Linked DNA regions of Homo sapiens: region 2 is linked to region 1. Evidence: read pairs that join two places in POLR2A ChIA-PET (ENCODE). Cell type or tissue: GM12878. All regions are shown on one strand. Each heading gives the region's core, and the rest is flanking DNA. Links, peaks and the distances in the headings are about the cores only. Region 1 overlaps TANGO6 (transport and golgi organization 6 homolog). Region 2 overlaps NFAT5 (nuclear factor of activated T cells 5).

Region 1 (8,481 bases), core at 384-8,383:
GTTTTTTTTTGGAAGAAGATGCCTTATAAATTATAAATAAGTAAGTGAAATACAGTTTAAATTACCTTTTTTTTTATTCAAATGGAGTCTCTAACTCTGTCGCCCAGGCTGGAGTGCGGTGGTGCAGTCTCGGCACACTGCAACCTCCACCTTCCAGGTTCAAGCGATTCTCCCGCATTAGCCTCTTGAGTAGCTAGGATTACAGGCGTGTGCCACCACGCCTGGTTAAGTTTTGTATTTTTAGTAGAGACAGTGTTTCATCATGTTGGCCAGGCTGGTCTTGAATTCCCAGACTCAAGTGATCCTCCTGCCTCGGCCTCCCAAAGTGCTGGTGATGTTGGATTTTTCTTCTCAGTCACTTTGCAAGCCAGGGACCTCTGGCTGGGAATGCCCGACCCTGGCCTCACTTGGCCATGCTGGCGTGCCCCAGCTCACCTGTGTTATAGCTTGTACCACATTCAGCAGTTCCCAAGCTCTTATACCGCACCCAAGATAAATGAGGATACACTGGACATTGAAGGGTGAGGAGGGCAGAGAATAATTTTATTGAGCAATGAAACGGCTCTCAGCAGAGAAGGGAGCTGGAGAGAGGACATGAAGGGCAGGGTGTCTTCCTCAAACTCAGGTTGTCTCTTCCCTGAAGTCAACCCATTTCCCCCTCTACTGACTGAGTCTGGGGTCTTCATAGGCACAAGTTGCATGCTGATTGGTTTGTGAGTATGCAAAAAAGGTTAAAACAAGGCACCACTCAAAGGCGGGCCCCACAGTATAGAAAACCAATTAGGAAATGGTAGGCATATGTAAAATAGGTGAAGGGTGGGGACCAATCAGAGGAAAGTGTGCCAAACAGGAAGACAAGTTTTCAATCCAGTCTGAGAATTTAACTTGTAGCTTAGCTTTCGGGCTTTAAACTGCCTTCAGCTTGGAGGTAAGTTTGCACTGGGTACCTGCCCCTATCTGCGTAGGCATTTGGCTGCCTCCTGTAGATATCACTGGGATTATAGGCATCAGCCATTGCACCTGGCCTTTTTTTTTTTTTTCCACTTTAAGCAAAAACTCTTTATTTTTAAGACAAGGTATGATTTCTAATTTTCTATTCTTGGCATAAATTTTAATTCTTTCTAGTGGAACCAAAGCCTCCTGAACCCCTTTCAGTGTCATCCAAATCTTAAACTTCTTCTATTTCTAGTTAAAAAAAAATGTAGTTCACAAATGAGCTATGCAATTTGATCACCTTTCTTGACTTCAAACTTTTTCTTTTTTTTTTTTTTCTTGAGACAGAGTTTCACTCTGTTGCCCAGGCTGGAGTACAGTGGCACGATCTCAGCTCACTGCAACCTCCGCCTCCCGGGTTCAAGTAATCCTCTTGCCTCAGCCTCCCAAGTAGCTGGGACTACAGGCGCCCATCACCACACCCAGCTAATTTTTGTATTTTTAGTAGAGACAGGGTTTCACCATGTTGGCCAGGCTGGTCTAAACTCCTAACCTCAAGTGATCCGCGCACCTCAGCCTCCCAAAGTGCTGGGATTACAGGCATGAGCCACCACGCCCCACTGACTTCAAACTTTTTTTTTGCCAAAATTAAACATTATACCATCAACATTTACGCTATAATCTTTCTCTCTGACACGAGTTCCTACATCTAGAAAGTGTTTTGCAGCCAAACCAGACCATGGAGCCACTCTTCCATAACATCCAGAAGGAAGGGCTATCTGAGTGTCCATTTTCACAAAAGCTTTCTCTGTATGTGGTATTGTGTCATCATAGGCACTGTACAGGTCATAGCTCGCAGCCTGCATGGACCCCTGGGTTGAGGCCATGGGATGTTCAGAGAGCCAGGCAAAGCGAGCTGCATGATGCCCTCCTCTGTAGGCTAGGCCTGCTAGCTGGGGGAAATGGCAGATGTCTTATCAAAGCAGGGCATGGCAGAGTGAGAAGGTGAGTAGAGGAGAGGATCAAATCTGTTTGTTTGTTTGTTTGTTTGTGGTGGAGTCTTGCTCTGTCACCTAGGCTGGAGTGCAGTGGCGTGATCTTGACTCACTGCAGCCTCCACCTCCCAGGTTCCAGGGATGAGAGGATCAAATCTGAAGAATGACCTACTGAGGGGGAATTTTCCCTTCTTTTTTTTATTTTTTGAGATGGAGTCTCGCTTTGTTCCCTATGCTGTAGTGCAGTGGTGCAATCTCAGCTCACTGCAACCTCCACCTCCTGGGTTCAAGTGATTCCCCTGTCTTAGCCTCCTGAGTAGCTGGGATTACAGGTATGAGCCACCATGCCCAGCTAATTTTTGTATTTTTAGTAGAGATGGCATTTCGCCATGTTGGCCAGCTGGCCTCGAACTCCTGACCTCAAGTGATCTGCGTGCCTCGGCCTCCCGAAGTGCTGGGATTACAGGCATGAGCCACCGCGCCCGGGCCTGAGAGGGAATTTTTTTCAATGTTTGGCAGTTGTGTCATATCAATAAGCAGAGAAGCACACTCACAGATGTATGCATACACTTGAATTTATGGTATTTCCTGATTCTTGAGCTTCATATATTTTGCTTTATTTGGTTATAAGGGCTACTCTTTTCATTAAATTTCAACCTAGGATTTTCAGGAAAGTTACATATATATCAGTTATTTCCTTCCCTTTAACTGTTCTCTGAGGGATCACCAGGGACAGCCTGTTCCTCAGTTTTTGTATCTTCTTTTTTTTTTAGTAACTTAGAAACAATAACTTTAAGTACCTACTTAAAACCCAAGTGTTCTAATATATGTGAACCGTTAGGCATCTCATCCTGTTTTAGATGGATTTAGCAAATATCTTGTTCTTTAGTATTATTAAATTGTAACCTTAAGAGAAGGCTTTTATGGGTCTATTTGGTTATATTGTCTGAAGATTTCAGACTAGTGTAACTTTTCTGGGTCAGATACTGAAATGATTCCCACATTTTTTTTTCTCTATTTTCTTGGTCTCTTCACATAACCCAAACCAAACTGAACTGTAAACTGTGTACTAAAACAAGTTGCTGGTCCATGATCTGAACCAAACCCAATTTTTTTTTTTTTTTTGAGACGAATTCTTGCTCTGTCGCCCAGACTGGAGTACAATGGCGTGATCTCGGATCACTGCAACCTCCGCCTCCCAGGTTCGAGCAATTCTCCTGCTACAGCCTCCCAGGTAGCTGGGATTACAGGCGCCTGCCACCACACCCGACTAATATTTGTAATTTTTTTTCTTTTTTTGTTTTTTGAGACAGAGTCTCACTGTTGCCCAGGCTGGAGTGCAGTGGCACGATCTCTGCTCACTGCAACCTCCACCTGCCGGGTTCAAGTGATTCTCCTGCCTCAGCCTCCCCAGTAGCTGGGATTACAGGCATCTGCCACCATGCCTGGGTAATTTTTGTGTTTTTAGTAGAGATGGGGTTTCACCATCTTGGCTAGGCTGGTCTTGAACTCTTCACCTCAGGTGATCCATCCGCTTCGGGCCTCCCAAAGTGCTGGGATTATAGGCGTGAGCCACCGCTCCCGGCCCTCCAAATATTATTATTTTTAAATAATGGCTTTACTGAGATACACTTCACACACTATACAATTCACCCATTTAAAGTGCACAATTCAGGCCAGGTGCAGAGGCCCACGCCTATAATCTCAGCACTTTGGGAGGCCAAGGCAGGCAGATCACCTGAGGTCGGGAGTTCAAGACCAACCTGGCCAACATGGTGAAACCCCCTCTCTACCAAAAATACAAAATAAATTAGCCAGGCGTGGTGGCACATGCCTGTAATCCCAGCTACTTAGGAGGCTGTGGCAGGAGAATCGCTTGAACACGGGAGGCGGAGTTTGCAGTGAGCTAAAACTGCGCCACTACACTCTAGTCTGGGTGACAGCGCGAGACTTTGTCTCAAAAAAAACTAAAAATTAAAAAAAAATAAAGTGTACAACTCAATGGTTTTTAGTATATAAAGAGTTATTGGTACAATCACACACACTTTTTTTTTTTATTTTTAGAGATGGGGTCTTGCTGTGTTGTCCAGGCTGGTCTCGAACTCCTGGGCTGAAGTGATCCACCTGCCTCAGCCTTCTGAGTAGCTGGGACTATAGGCACACACCACCATGCCCAGTTTAACAAAAAAAAAAAAAAAAAAGAAAAAGAAAAACTACATAGCCATGCATTTCAGAAAAATTTTCCCCAGATCTCCAAGTGGACCAGCTGAGACTTGATGGGATCTATATGTTTTCTAAAACTAATGAACCTGAACAATACCTGAATATCATGACCTCTGAACTCAAACATTGAGACTGTATTTATTTTTGAATCCCTAGACTGTTCTTTTTCTCTCTCCTAAGGAAATTGTAGCATGCTAGCAGCATATGATTTACTATCCAAAGTGTTAAGAGAAATTTCTTGGTTTTGGTTGATTAGAAAGATTGAGCTAAAGCAGATTTTGTAACATTCAAGAAGCATCATCTGTCAGGAGACCCACCCAGCCTGTTGAAAGATAACAAAACTGCCAGGTACACTTGGGAATGGGAATGAATGAGAGCCCAGCTACACCATCTGTTTACTTGCATTCACTTGAGCAAATGACTTTGGGCTCAGTTTCTTGATCTAGAAAATGGGATTAAAATACCTGCAATCAAGATTGTTACAAGACGTATATGTTTGATACAATGATTTATTCAACAGTTTTTATTGAGTGCCTACTACATGCCAAGCAGTATTCCGGACACCTAAGACATATCACTCTTCAAAATACACAGTGATTTCAATCTTCATTCCATTCTAGAGAGAGTAGACAGATAATAAATGTTATGTATAATCAATAAGTAAAGTATCTAGTATATTAGACAATGATAAGTGCTATGGAAAAAAAGAAAAAGTAGAGGAAGGGAAACTGATCAGGATTATAGTCTTAGGCGGTGGGGCCGTTGCAGTGCTAAACAGGGTATCAGGTGAGTCTCACTGAGGAGGTGACATTCTAGTAAAGACATTTTATTTTTCTATATTAAGATTTTTCTTAAGGAACATCTTGGTCATTTGAAGGGGGCTGATGATGACAGTGATGAGGATGAGCATCAAGGAAATAAGAAGAACAGGCCGGGTGTGGTGGCTCACACCTGTAATCCCAGCACTTTGGGAGGCCAAGGTGGGTGGATCACCTAAGGTCAGGAGTTCGAGACCAGCCTGGCCAACATGGTTAAACCCCATCTCTACTAAAATTATAAAAATTAGCTGAGAGTAGTAACAGGCACCTGTAGTCCCAGCTGCTCAGGAGGCTGAGGCAGGAGAATTGCATGAACCTAGCAGGCAGAGGTTGCAGTGAGCCAAGATCATGCCACCGCACCCCAGCCTGGGCGACAGAGCGAGACTCTGACTCAAAAAAAAAAAAAAAAAAAAGGGAAATAAGAAGAACAGAGTGATCAGTGTCCTTCAGCTGTCCCCAGCCATATGTTTTCAAAACAACTGCCGTGTTAGGGGCTGAGGATACAAAACCCTGTCAGATACCACCCTGCCTTCTGGGCATGGGTAATCTGGTGGACACAGACATCAGTGATTACAATTACAGTCCACTAGGATGGGTGCTATGGGAGCACCTTTGAGGAGTCCCTTGGTCAAGTTCGGGTATTGGCAAAGATGTCCTGGAGGAAGAAATCCTTGGAACTGAATCCAGAGAACAAGTAGAAATTAAGCAGGTAAAAAAAGGCAGAGGTGAGCATTTCAGCAGAGGGAGCAGCTGTGCAAAGGGCGTGAGATGGCCTGACATGTTTAGGAAGGTTCCAAATGCTGGAGTAAAGGGGTGGGGGGTTAGTGGTGGCAGAAGCTAAGGCAAGAAAGTGCAGGTAGGGGCCACATCATGAAAGGCCATGTTACTTTATAGCCTCCTGGCTCACAGCAAGAATCAAGCATTGCTTATTTAGCCTTTGGAAATGAAGTGCAAATAGGTAGTAGGTTGTTTGCCTACCATGGGTGCTGACACAAAGAAAAGCATCGTTTGTGACCCTAGGACCTCCTTTATGTTTCAACCTTAAAACAGGTGAGGGCCGGGCGCGGTGGCTCACGCCTGTAATCCCAGCACTTTAGGAGGCGGAGGTGGGCAGATCACGAGGTCAAGAGATCGAGACCATCCTGGCCAACATGGTGAAACCCCGTCTCTACTAAAAAAAAAAATACAAAAATTAGCTGGGCATGGTGGTGCACGCCTGTAGTCCCAGCTACTCAGGAAGCTGAGGCAGGAGAATTGCTTGAACCCCGGAGGTGGAGGTTGCAGTGAACCAATATCGCACCACTACACTCCAGCCTGGCAACAGAGCAAGACTCGATCTCAAAAAATAAAATTAAATTAAATTTTAAAAATTTAAAAATTTTTTTTAAAAAAACTGAGATGAGGAGCTGCTGCTTTGGGGCACCTTCCTGGCAAACCTCTTGTCCAGTGATCCTGCCCCACTTCTAGAGACCTGGACTGTTTCTACAGAATCAATCCCAGGAATGTTCATGGTCATTAGCAAATTGTGAGCACAACAAGGGCAGAACCCATCTTGATTCATCTTGTCATACCCCCAATACCTATCACAGTGCTTGGCACATAGTGGATGCTAGGTGTTGGCTGATTAATACAATATTGAATGAAGAGCAGAGAAGGATGGTTGGGAAGGCTAGTTCCTATGTGTTTCAATAATAGTCATAGCAAGGCTGGGCACGGTGGCTCAGACCTGTAATCTCAACACTTTGGGAGGCTGAGGTGAACAGATCACTTGAGGAAAGGAGTTCAAGACCAGCCTGGGCAACATGGTTAAATCCCATCTCTACCAAAAAGTACAAAAATTAGCCAGGTGTGGTGGCACACGCTACTCGGGATAAATTTAGTAAGATAAGGGGCCCAAAGGGAGTTTGCTGTTGTCTCAGATGGACGGGAAAAGCTTTCCTGACTAGTGACTTTTTTTTTTTGATACAGAGTTTTGCTCTGTCGCCCAGGCTGGAGTGCAGTGGTGCGATCTCAGCTCACTGCAACCTCCACCTCCCGGGTTCAAGCAATTCTCTTGCCTCAGCCTCCCAAGTAGCTGGGACTACAGGTGTGTGCCACCACACCCAGCTAATTTTTTTTGTATTGTTTTAGTAGAGATGGGGTTTCACCATGTTGCCTAGGCTGGTCTCAAACTCCTGAGTTCATGCAACCTGCCCGCCTCAGCCTGCCAAAGTGCTGGGATTACAGGAATGAGTCACTCCGCCCAGCTGACAAGTGACCTTTGAGCAAAGATATAAGGAAGCAAGGGGTTGATCCAGAAACCTAGGGAGGGAGCATTCCAGGTGGAGGGAGATGTGAGTGCAGAGGCCCTGCGACAGGTGCAGGCTTCACGTGCTGGAGAACAGTAAGGCCAGTGTGGCTTCAGAGAAGAACAGGAGTTGGCACCAGAAAGGCAGTGGCCAGTCCCAGTGGAGCCTTGTGTGGACTTTGGCTTTCCCTGTGAATGAGATGGGAAGCCAGGGCGGAAGAATGAAATGATCTAACTTCATTCGTTCATTCATTCATTCATTTATTCATTCATTCATTTATGGAGACAGAGCCTCGCGCTGTCGCCCAGGCTGTAGTACAGTGGCACAATCTCAACTCACTGCAACCTCTGCTTCCTGGGTTCAAGCAATTCTCTTGCCTCAGCCTCTCAAGTAGCTGGGACTACAGGCATGTGCCACCATGCCCAGCTAATTTTTTTCTATTTTTAGTAGAGGCAGGATTTCACCATGTTGCTCAGGCTGGTCTCAAACTCCTGAGTTCAGGCAACCCACCCGCCTCAGCCTCCCAAAGTGCTAGGATTACAGGTATGAGCCACAATGTCCAGCCGATCTAACTTCTTTTAAAAAGTTACTGTTGGCCGGGCATGGTGGCTCACACCTGTAATCCCAGCCCTTTGGGAGGCCAAGGTGGGTGGATCACGAAGTCAGGAGTTCAAGACCAGCCTAGCCAAGATGGTGAAACCCCGTCTCTACTAAAAATACAAAAAATTAGTTGGGCATGGTGGCAGGCGCCTGTAATCCCCACTACTGGGGAGGCTGAGGCAGAGAACTGCTTGAACCCGGAGGCTGAGGTTGCAGTGGGCCAAGATCACACCACTGTACTCCAGCCTGGGCAACAGAACAAGACTCCATCTCAAAAAAAAAAAAAAAAGAAAGTTACTGTTGGCAGGCGTGGTGGCTCATGCCTGTAATCTCACCACTTTGGAAGGCCAAGGCAGGCAGATCACCCAAGGTCAGGAGTTCGAGACCAGCCTGGTCAACATGGTGAAACCCCATCTCCACTAAAAATACAAAAATTAGCCCCGTGTGGTGGCAGGCACCTGTAATCCCAGCTACTCGGGAGGCTGAGGTAGGAGAATCACTTGAACCCAGGAGGCGGAGGTTGCAGTGAGCTGAGATCACACCACTGTACTCCAGCCTGGGCAACAGAGAGAGACTCTGTCTCAAAAATAAGTAAATAAAATAAAAAGTTACTGTGGCTTCTTC
Region 2 (8,481 bases), core at 201-8,200, 580 kb after region 1:
GGCAGAGGTTGCAGTGAGCTGAGATTACACCACTGCACTCTAGCCTGGGTGACAAGTCAGACCCTATCTCAAAACAAACACAGAACATATTTCTGTATTAAGGTCTGATTCTGTGATGTGTGTATAATTCTAGGATTATCATTTCCTTTGTAGATATACTAAATAGAAAAACTTGAGATTTGAACAATTTCCTTGCCAGTATTATCACATGCAGCAGCTTTTGATGGTGGAGAGACTTAACAGTTAAAAATTTCCAACAACATTAATTTTTAGCTATATTATACTTAATTATATAATTAATTTTAGTAGCTAATATTTGTTTTAATTCTTTCTAATAGCCTAGGTCAGTGGATTCTTGGATTATTGCATTTAATCCTCAGAACAACCATATAAAGTCTAGATAGTATCATTACTCCTATTTTACAGAGAGGAAAACAGACTAAAAGTAACTTGTCCAGGGGCACATAGAAGCAAGCAGCAGAGCTGGGATTTAAATGGAGGCAATTTGGTACCAGGACAACGTGCACACACACACTCCGTACTTCCTACTGTGATAAATTTCTCTCTTGGTTGGGTGAGATTTGCTGAAATAATGTATATTTAAAGGATCTAGCACTGCTCTTGGTACCTTGTAGGTGCTCAATTGAATTTTCTTTTATAATGGGCAGAGTGATCTCATTGAATTAGGTGGCATATTCCACCTGGTAGTCAAATAAGGAATTTTTATATAGGTAAACTCGGATTTGAGGTTTGTTGTACAGATAGATTATTTCATCACCAAGGTACTAGACCTAGTATTCAATAGTTATTTTTTCCTGACCCTCTCCCTCCTACCCTTGACCTCCAAGTAGGCCCCAGTGTCTGTTCCTCTCTTTGTGTCCATGAGTAGGAGTTCTTTTTTAAAAATTTTTTATTGCGGTGAACTGCACAATAAATCAATCATTTTAAAGAAAACCCTGTTGTGCAACCACTACCTCTATCTATCTGTCTGGTTCAAAGCCATTTTTATCATTCCCAGAAGGAAAATCCTGTGTCCATCTTCAATCTCCCCTGCCCGCCATGAGCCCAACTTATGGCATCCACCAATCTGTGTTCTATTGCTATGGATTTGCCTATTCTGGATTTACATGTGACCTCTTATGTTTGGCTTCTTTCCCTCAGTATAATATTTTTGAGGTTTATCCACCTTGTAGCATGTACTTCATTTATTCTTGTGGGGGAATACTGTTCCATTCTATGGATACCACAATTTGTGTTACCTATTCATCCACTGATGGACATTCAGGTTATTTCCACCTTCTGGCCATTGTGAATAGTGTTGCTGTTCACATCCTATAATAGCATATGTGTACATGTATTTGTTTGACTACCAATTTTTAATTCTTTTAAGTATAAGAAGTTTTCTTTTTTAAAGGAAAATGGCCTTTATTGGATGTTTAAAAATTCTATAAAAATATTAATTAAAAAAGAAAGTGGAGGCCGGGTGTGGTGGCTCACGCCTGTAATCCCAGCACTTTGGGAGGCCAAGGCAGGTGGATCACTTGAGTTCAGGAGTTCGAGATCTGCCTGGCCAACATGGTGAAACCCCATCTCTACTAAAAATACAAAAATTAGCCAGGCATGGTGGTGGGCGCCTGTAATTCTAGCTACTTGGGAGGCTGAGGTAGGAGAATCGCTTGAACCCAGGAGGCGGAGGTTGCAGTGAGCCAAGATTGTACCACTGCACCCTAGCCAGGGCAACAGAGCGACAGTGTCTCAAAAAGAAAATAGAAAAGTAGTATACAGTAAAGAGTACTACTGTATACATTTGTATCATAGCATCTTACAGGGAGCATGGCTTGGCGCTGGGCAAATGTTTGTTAAATTGAACTTTTGGTTTTTGAGAAACTTCTTTCTAATTCTGATTTTGCTATCAACTATCTGATTTTGGAGAAATCCTCAGTTTCTGTGCCCTAGTTTTTATTTCTGTAAAGAAATAGACTAAACTCTTTAAGAGTCTTTTAAGTTCTGTGAAAGTCTGTTCCCTTTTTTCTTTTTTTTTTTTGAGACGGAGTCTCGTTCTGTCGCCCAGGCAGGACTGCGGACTGCAGTGGCGCAATCTCGGCTCACTGCAAGCTCCGCTTCCCGGGTTCACGCCATTCTCCTGCCTCAGCCTCCCAAGTAGCTGGGACTACAGGCGCCCGCCACTGCACCTGGCTAATTTTTTGTATTTTTAGTAGAGACGGGGTTTCACCTTGTTAGCCAGGATGGTCTCGATCTCCTGACCTCATGATCCACCCGCCTCGGCCTCCCAAAGTGCTGGGATTACAGGCATGAGCCACCGCGCCCGGCCCCCTTTTTTCTTTTAATAGGAATGTTTTGGTACTGTATCCTTTTACCCTCTGGAAGATAGGTACTTACCAGCCCTTGGCTATTGTAGGCAGTTCTTTCTCATTAAATTTGCCTCTGGAAAGGGCTATATGATCAAGAAAGTTGGGACCACTCACTGTTCTCGTCTTTAACCTCTTGCAAGGTTTCTTCAGGAAAGACTCATTTTCCATCCTCCCATCTTCCCCTTCCATATCTTGCAAACCCTAGTGTAGAGACTGAAGAACTCAAGTGCCTATAGGGCACAGACAGCATAATATCAATTAAAGAAATTGGCTGAACGGTACTTTAGGTAACTTGAGAGTACACTAAAGGAGGCAGCTCCAGTTTTCCTTGTGGATTTAGTATTGCTGGATCCTGTGATTCAAGAGAAGCCAAAGGTCTGAGATTTTTATGTAAAATCTGATTTTTAAATGTTGGCAATTAATTTTAAATGTTTTTTTAAACTGTGCAGGCGAAACAGAACACTTCTGCAGTCCAAGTACTTACTATAGGAAGTACAAGACCTGTAGAAAGGAAAACTGTGGCTGGGTATGGTGGCTCACGGGTGTAATCCCAGCACTTTGGGAGGCCGAGGCAGGTGGGTCGCCTGATGCTAGGAGTTCAAAACCAGCCTGGCCAACATAATGAAACGTCATCTCCACTAAAAATACACAAAATTAGCTGGGCGTGGTGGTACGCCTGTAATTCCAGTTACTCAGGAGGCTGAGGCATGAGAATTGCTTGAACTGGGGAGGCAGAGGTTGCAGTGAGCTGAGATGGCGCCATTGCACTCCAGCTTGGGTGATAGAGGGAGACTGTCTCAGAACAACAACAACAACAAAAGGAAAGCTGTGTATTGTGAAGTGAAATCAGAGTCACCTTGAAATGGGCATGAGGTATTCATCAGATTGCCTTTGGAATAAAAGAAATAATGTCCGTGGAATATCTCAGTAACACCTCCTCATTGCTAACCCTTTTGAGGGCAGAAATTATAGTTTTTATTTATGTTAGTAGCTCCAATTAATATATTAATAATAGTTCTAGGTGTGTTCTACACATTATTGCTAGTGCTTACAACTCTACAAGGTAGATAGGTATTACCACTGTATTATAAATGAGACAGCCAAGGCTTGCTGTGATAAGTAACTTGTCCAAGGTCACACAAAAAATAAGTGATACATTTATGATGAAACCTCAGTTCTGACTACCTTTGTTCTTTCATTATGACATGCTGCCTACCTCTTATTTATTATAAACAATATTGGTATACTGACACAAGGATCAGATGCTTTGTATAATGGTTGTAGACTTTTCCAAGGAATCTTGTGACTTTCTTCTTTTTACTTTATCCCCCTTAATGCAAAAAAAGAGAGATTACAATAAATACTTGAAATGCGTCCTAATTATCTGTTACGTATAGTCATGATTGTGAGTTTCTGATCAAGCCAAATGAAAATTTATGTGCTTTTAACAATGATATTGACAACCTCTAATACTAGAACCTTTATCCCCTGAGTCTTAACCCCTTAATTCTTCCATATTTTGTAATTGGCCCTTTAAAGATAAATAGGTGTAGAAGGATTTCTTACATACCTCTTAAGCATCTGCTTCTAGAGCATAGCCACTGGCAAATGGAAACAACTGAATTCTCTTCTAGAGCACATTTGAATCCATCTCACTAAAGCTTCTCAACTTGTGACTTCTTCTGAAAAATTTATTTTGGTCTTCTCATTTTCTATTTTCTTTTTCTCTCATGTCAGTGGAAGAGATTCTCAATTTCTTTTCTAAGGTACTTTCAATTTCCTGACTTGATTCTGTGACATACTTTTTCTATTTTCCACTCTCTCTTTTCATTACTCCCTTTCATGTGTTTGTTTTCCTCACACCAGTAGTAGTCAAACTGCTGTTAACTATGATTTCTGAAAAGGTACTTCTGCATTTGATATAATTTCAAAAGGGCCATGGTGCTTAAAAAGAAATTAGAAAACTAAATGCTTATGGTAGTATAATCATGTAACAGTGTACTAGAAAAACTACTTTATTGGCCGGTCACGGTGGCTCACGCCTGTAATCCCAGCACTTTGGGAGGCCAAAGTGGGCAGATCACTTCAGGTCAGGAGTTCGAGACCAGGCTGGCCAAGATGGCAAAACCCCGGTCTCTACCAAAAATATAAAAAATTAGCCGGGTGTTGTGGCGTGCCTGTAATCTCAACTCCTCGAGAGAGGCTGAGGCAGGAGAATCCCTTGAGTAGTTCCCCACATGCATACATACAATGATCACTACTCAACTAGATACTCTAAGGAGATCCTCTATAGATCTCCAGCGTTCTCTCTGAGTGTGTCTCTCCTTTCCAGTACTCTGCATTGAGAACCCCGGCCATCTGGGCTTCCCCAGACTCCTAGCTCTACCACTTCAACTTAAGAAGCTTAAGAAGACTGCTGGGTGGCCAGGCGCGGTGGCTCACGCCTGTAATCCCAGCACTTTGGGAGGCCGAGGCGGGCGGATCACGAGGTCAGGAGATCGAGTCCATCCTGGCTAACACGGTGAAATCCTGTCTCTACTAAAAATAAGTATATTGAAAATTATCTACCACCATGTGAAATAGTAGTTGTCATTTTAGTCAGGCTGTGGTACAGTGCAATGGCACAATTTCTGCTCACTGCAAGCTCTGCCTCCTGGGTTCACGCCATTCTCCTGCCTCAGCCTCCCAAGTAGCTGGGACTACAGGTGCCTGCCACCACGCCCGGCTAATTTTTTGTTATGTAAATATAATTGTTTTTTCCTCTAGGTTGAAGAATTTAGGTAATCTGGCCAGGTGTGGTGGCTCACGCCTGTAATTCCAGCACTTTAGGAGGCCAAGGCGGGCGGATCACGAGGTCAGGAGATCGAGACCATCCTGGCTAACACGGTGAAAACCCGTCTGTACTAAAAATACAAAAAATTAGCCAGGCGTGGTGGCAGGCATCTGTAGTCGCAGCTACTCGGGAGGCTGAGGCAGGAGAATAGTGTGAACCCAGGAGGCAGAGCTTGCAGTGAGCTAAGATCATGCCACTGCACTCCAGCCTGGGCAACAGAGTGAGACTCCGCCTCAAAAAAAAAAAAAGTATTTAGGTAATCTGCAGAAGAAGGTGGTTCAGGTCTTTGGTTGCTGTTCTTTCCTAGACTCTTCAGAAAAAAATGAATTAACTAGCAATGCTTAAAGAGGTAGTAAATACAAGCCAATCCATTTTCATTCCAGCTGCATTTCATGCTTCAGAGTAATGGCTGTTAGCCAGAATCACTTGTGAAGCTTTATACACATATACATTCTGTGATCTTATTCCCTGTAAACCCCTATTCAGTAGTCGGTCTGTGATGAAATCCCAGGCATCTTCATTCAGGTTAAAAAAAATATACATATGTCTACATGAAATTCTGGTATTCCCTGTTGAAAACCAGTCTTAAGTTAGAGGCATTCTGCAGTTGTACGGAAAGTAAGGGAAACAAAGTTAAAATGGAAAAAATTGAATTAAGAGGCAGAAGTAATGAATTTGATCATTTGTTCATTGCCACTCATTGTAGACACTTATTTTTGATCTCTGTAAACATCAGCTTATATCTCAAAGTATGAGGTCTGAATACTTGCTTGTGGGTGATCATCTTTGTGTAGAATAGAAAAGACAAAGTAGGACCAGGTGCAGTAGCTCACACCTGTAATACCGGCACTTCGAGAGGCCAAGGTGGTAGAATTGCTTGAGCCCAGGAATTCAAGACCAGCCTGGACAACATGGTGAGACCCTGTCTCTACTGAAAAAAAAAAAAAAAAAAAAAAGAAAAAAGAAAATATTAGCTGGACATGGTGGCATGAGCCTGTAGGCCCAGCATACTTGGGACATTGAAGTGTGAGGATCACTTGAGCCTGGGAGGTTGAGGCTGCAATGAGCAATGATTGTGCCACCGCACTCCAATCTGGACAACAGAGTGAGACAAGAAGAGAGAGAGAGAGAGAGACAGATAGAGCGAGTGTCTTGTTGAGTTCTTCAGTGTTGGGTCAAAGAAGGGAAAAAAATTGTGCGTATAAATAGAAAAAAAGAAAACTAACTTTTTAAGGCTTTAAAAATAACTGAAAGTGAAGACCCTGAGATATGAAAAGTGATTTTTGTTAATCAGAAAATTGGTGATTTAGGTGATAATGGGGTGGAAGTTGGAAGATAGGACGTGAGGGGACAGGGTATTTGGATTAAATATAACATAGAAAGATAACATTTTTAGTTCAGGTAGTAGGATATTCTGGTAATGACAGAAAGGAAAACAAGATGGGTTTTTTTTGGTTTTTGTTTGTCTAATATTTTTGTTTTTCATCTCTAAGATTATGGTATAAAAACAGGAATTTATGTTTTAGAATTGTTTGGGTAGAATCACTTAAGGTAGATGATTTGCTTATTCATTCATTTGTTTATTTATTAAGCACATTATTGAAATGCCCATTATGTGCCAGGCATAATAATATAGTAAGTAAAATAGATGGCATTCCTAACCTCAGTGTTACTCTAATTGCATAGACAGGAATGCTGGGGAAAGAATTTATCTTTCAGCCAGCTATTCTCCTGCCTGGGACCCAGCTTTAGCTAGTCTTGGCTCTACAAAGGAAGTTGTAACCTAATTGGAACATAATTTCTTCTCCGTAAAAACTGAGGGTTACACCAAATACTTTCACCACTTCTACCTCTAAAATTCTTGCTTTTAATGTGAATTTTAGATTAATTTAGATTAGATTAATCCCTTAAAACTACATTCATTACATTCATACCATTCTTGCATGGCCCTCTATATATTTCTTCTCTCCTACTACCTTTTTTCCCTCATAGCTCTGGTGTCTTGATACAGTTTTGATTGGCTATTTATGTGCTTTCAGTCAACCTCACTGGACTGAAAGCTTTTTGGGAGCAGACTCGGGTTTCTGTGAACATGTGATTTACTGTGTGTGTACCTATGCACACGAAATGAACAAATGGTGACAAAATTAGTTTTTTCTTATTTTTGAAAATGCTGTTGATCTTGTGAATTTAATATTAGACTGTCTTTCAAGATCAACAACAAAATAATATATGTAAAATAATATAAATTGTAATTCTGCTTGTTTCTTTTCATTGATAGATTATTATGTATGTTTACAAGGACATGATTAGTTTAGAAAGGAATGATTATTAAATATATGGTTATATAATATGGTTAGCTGTTAATAGCCATGGAACAGATCTCTATTCAGTATTGGTTTTATAAGCACTCAGCAAAATTCTGTTTTAAGTATGTGTTCTAAATTTTAAAATGAATGTATGTTGACATTTTTCATTGCTTACATTCCAGAAATGAGCTTATTTTACTGGTAACAATTAAATGTGAGTTTAGTAAGGGTAGAAAATTGGAGGAAACTGGAGTCTCCTTTTCTCTTTAGCAGATGTCTTAGTCTGTTTGTCAGCTATAACAAAATGCCTTAGGCAAGGTAATTTATAAACAATAGAAATGTATTGCTGATAGTCTGCAGTATGGAGTCTGGGGAGTCCAGGATAAAGGCACCAACAGATTATATGTCTGCTGAGGGTTTGCTCTCTGCTTTGAAGATGATGCTTTCTTATTGTGTACCCATGTGGTGAAAGGGCCAAGGCAGTGTCCTTCAATCTCTTTTATAAGGGCACTCATTCCATTTTGGGAGGGCAGAGCCCTCATGACTTACTTCCTAAAAGGCCCCACCTCTTAACACTATTACATTGGATGTTAGGTTCCAACATGAATTTTGGCAGGACACTAACACTCAGACTATAGCACCAGACAAGCAAGCAGTCACTGTAATTTAAGCCCATTAGAATGGAAGGTCCATAAAGACATATTTTTGTCTGTTTTGTTGTTGATGTATCCCCAGCCTGGTGTACATCAGGCAGTCCATAAATATTTATTGAGTGAATGAGTACATGAATAAATGAATGAGAATATTTACTGAGCTGTCGTTCATTTTATAGCAGGTACAATGTTGTTTCTTCACCACTGATATATTCATTTATTACCTCTTATTTATTAGCAGTGTTTCTGAAATAATATTAAAATTAGAAGTTTTCTTGAAGCTTGTTTTACAACTTAGAATTATTATCCAGTAG

Evidence for each region. ChIA-PET counts read pairs that join two places held together with the same protein. Peaks named below come from ENCODE experiments on the same cell type or tissue, not always from the same donor. Only the 100,000 strongest peaks of a DNase experiment are listed, where the experiment ranks them.
Region 2: POLR2A ChIA-PET joins it to region 1 with 9 read pairs; 2 of 35 experiments call an interaction of 5 or more read pairs at or near these places.

The regions. Positions count from the first base shown.
Region 1 is chr16:69,024,746-69,033,226 of GRCh38, forward strand. The region is part of intron 16 of TANGO6 (transport and golgi organization 6 homolog); the gene reads left to right. It also overlaps the pseudogene LOC101060098. Among named protein-coding and RNA genes, the nearest start is that of HAS3, 77 kb to the right of the region's middle. In GM12878, for the core only: no CTCF peak of the experiment used is centred there; no DNase peak of the experiment used is centred there.
Region 2 is chr16:69,603,681-69,612,161 of GRCh38, forward strand. All of the region lies in intron 2 of NFAT5 (nuclear factor of activated T cells 5), which reads left to right. Among named protein-coding and RNA genes, the nearest start is that of NFAT5, 42 kb to the left of the region's middle. In GM12878, for the core only: no CTCF peak of the experiment used is centred there; a DNase peak (open chromatin) is centred at 4,151; H3K27ac peaks cover 515 bases.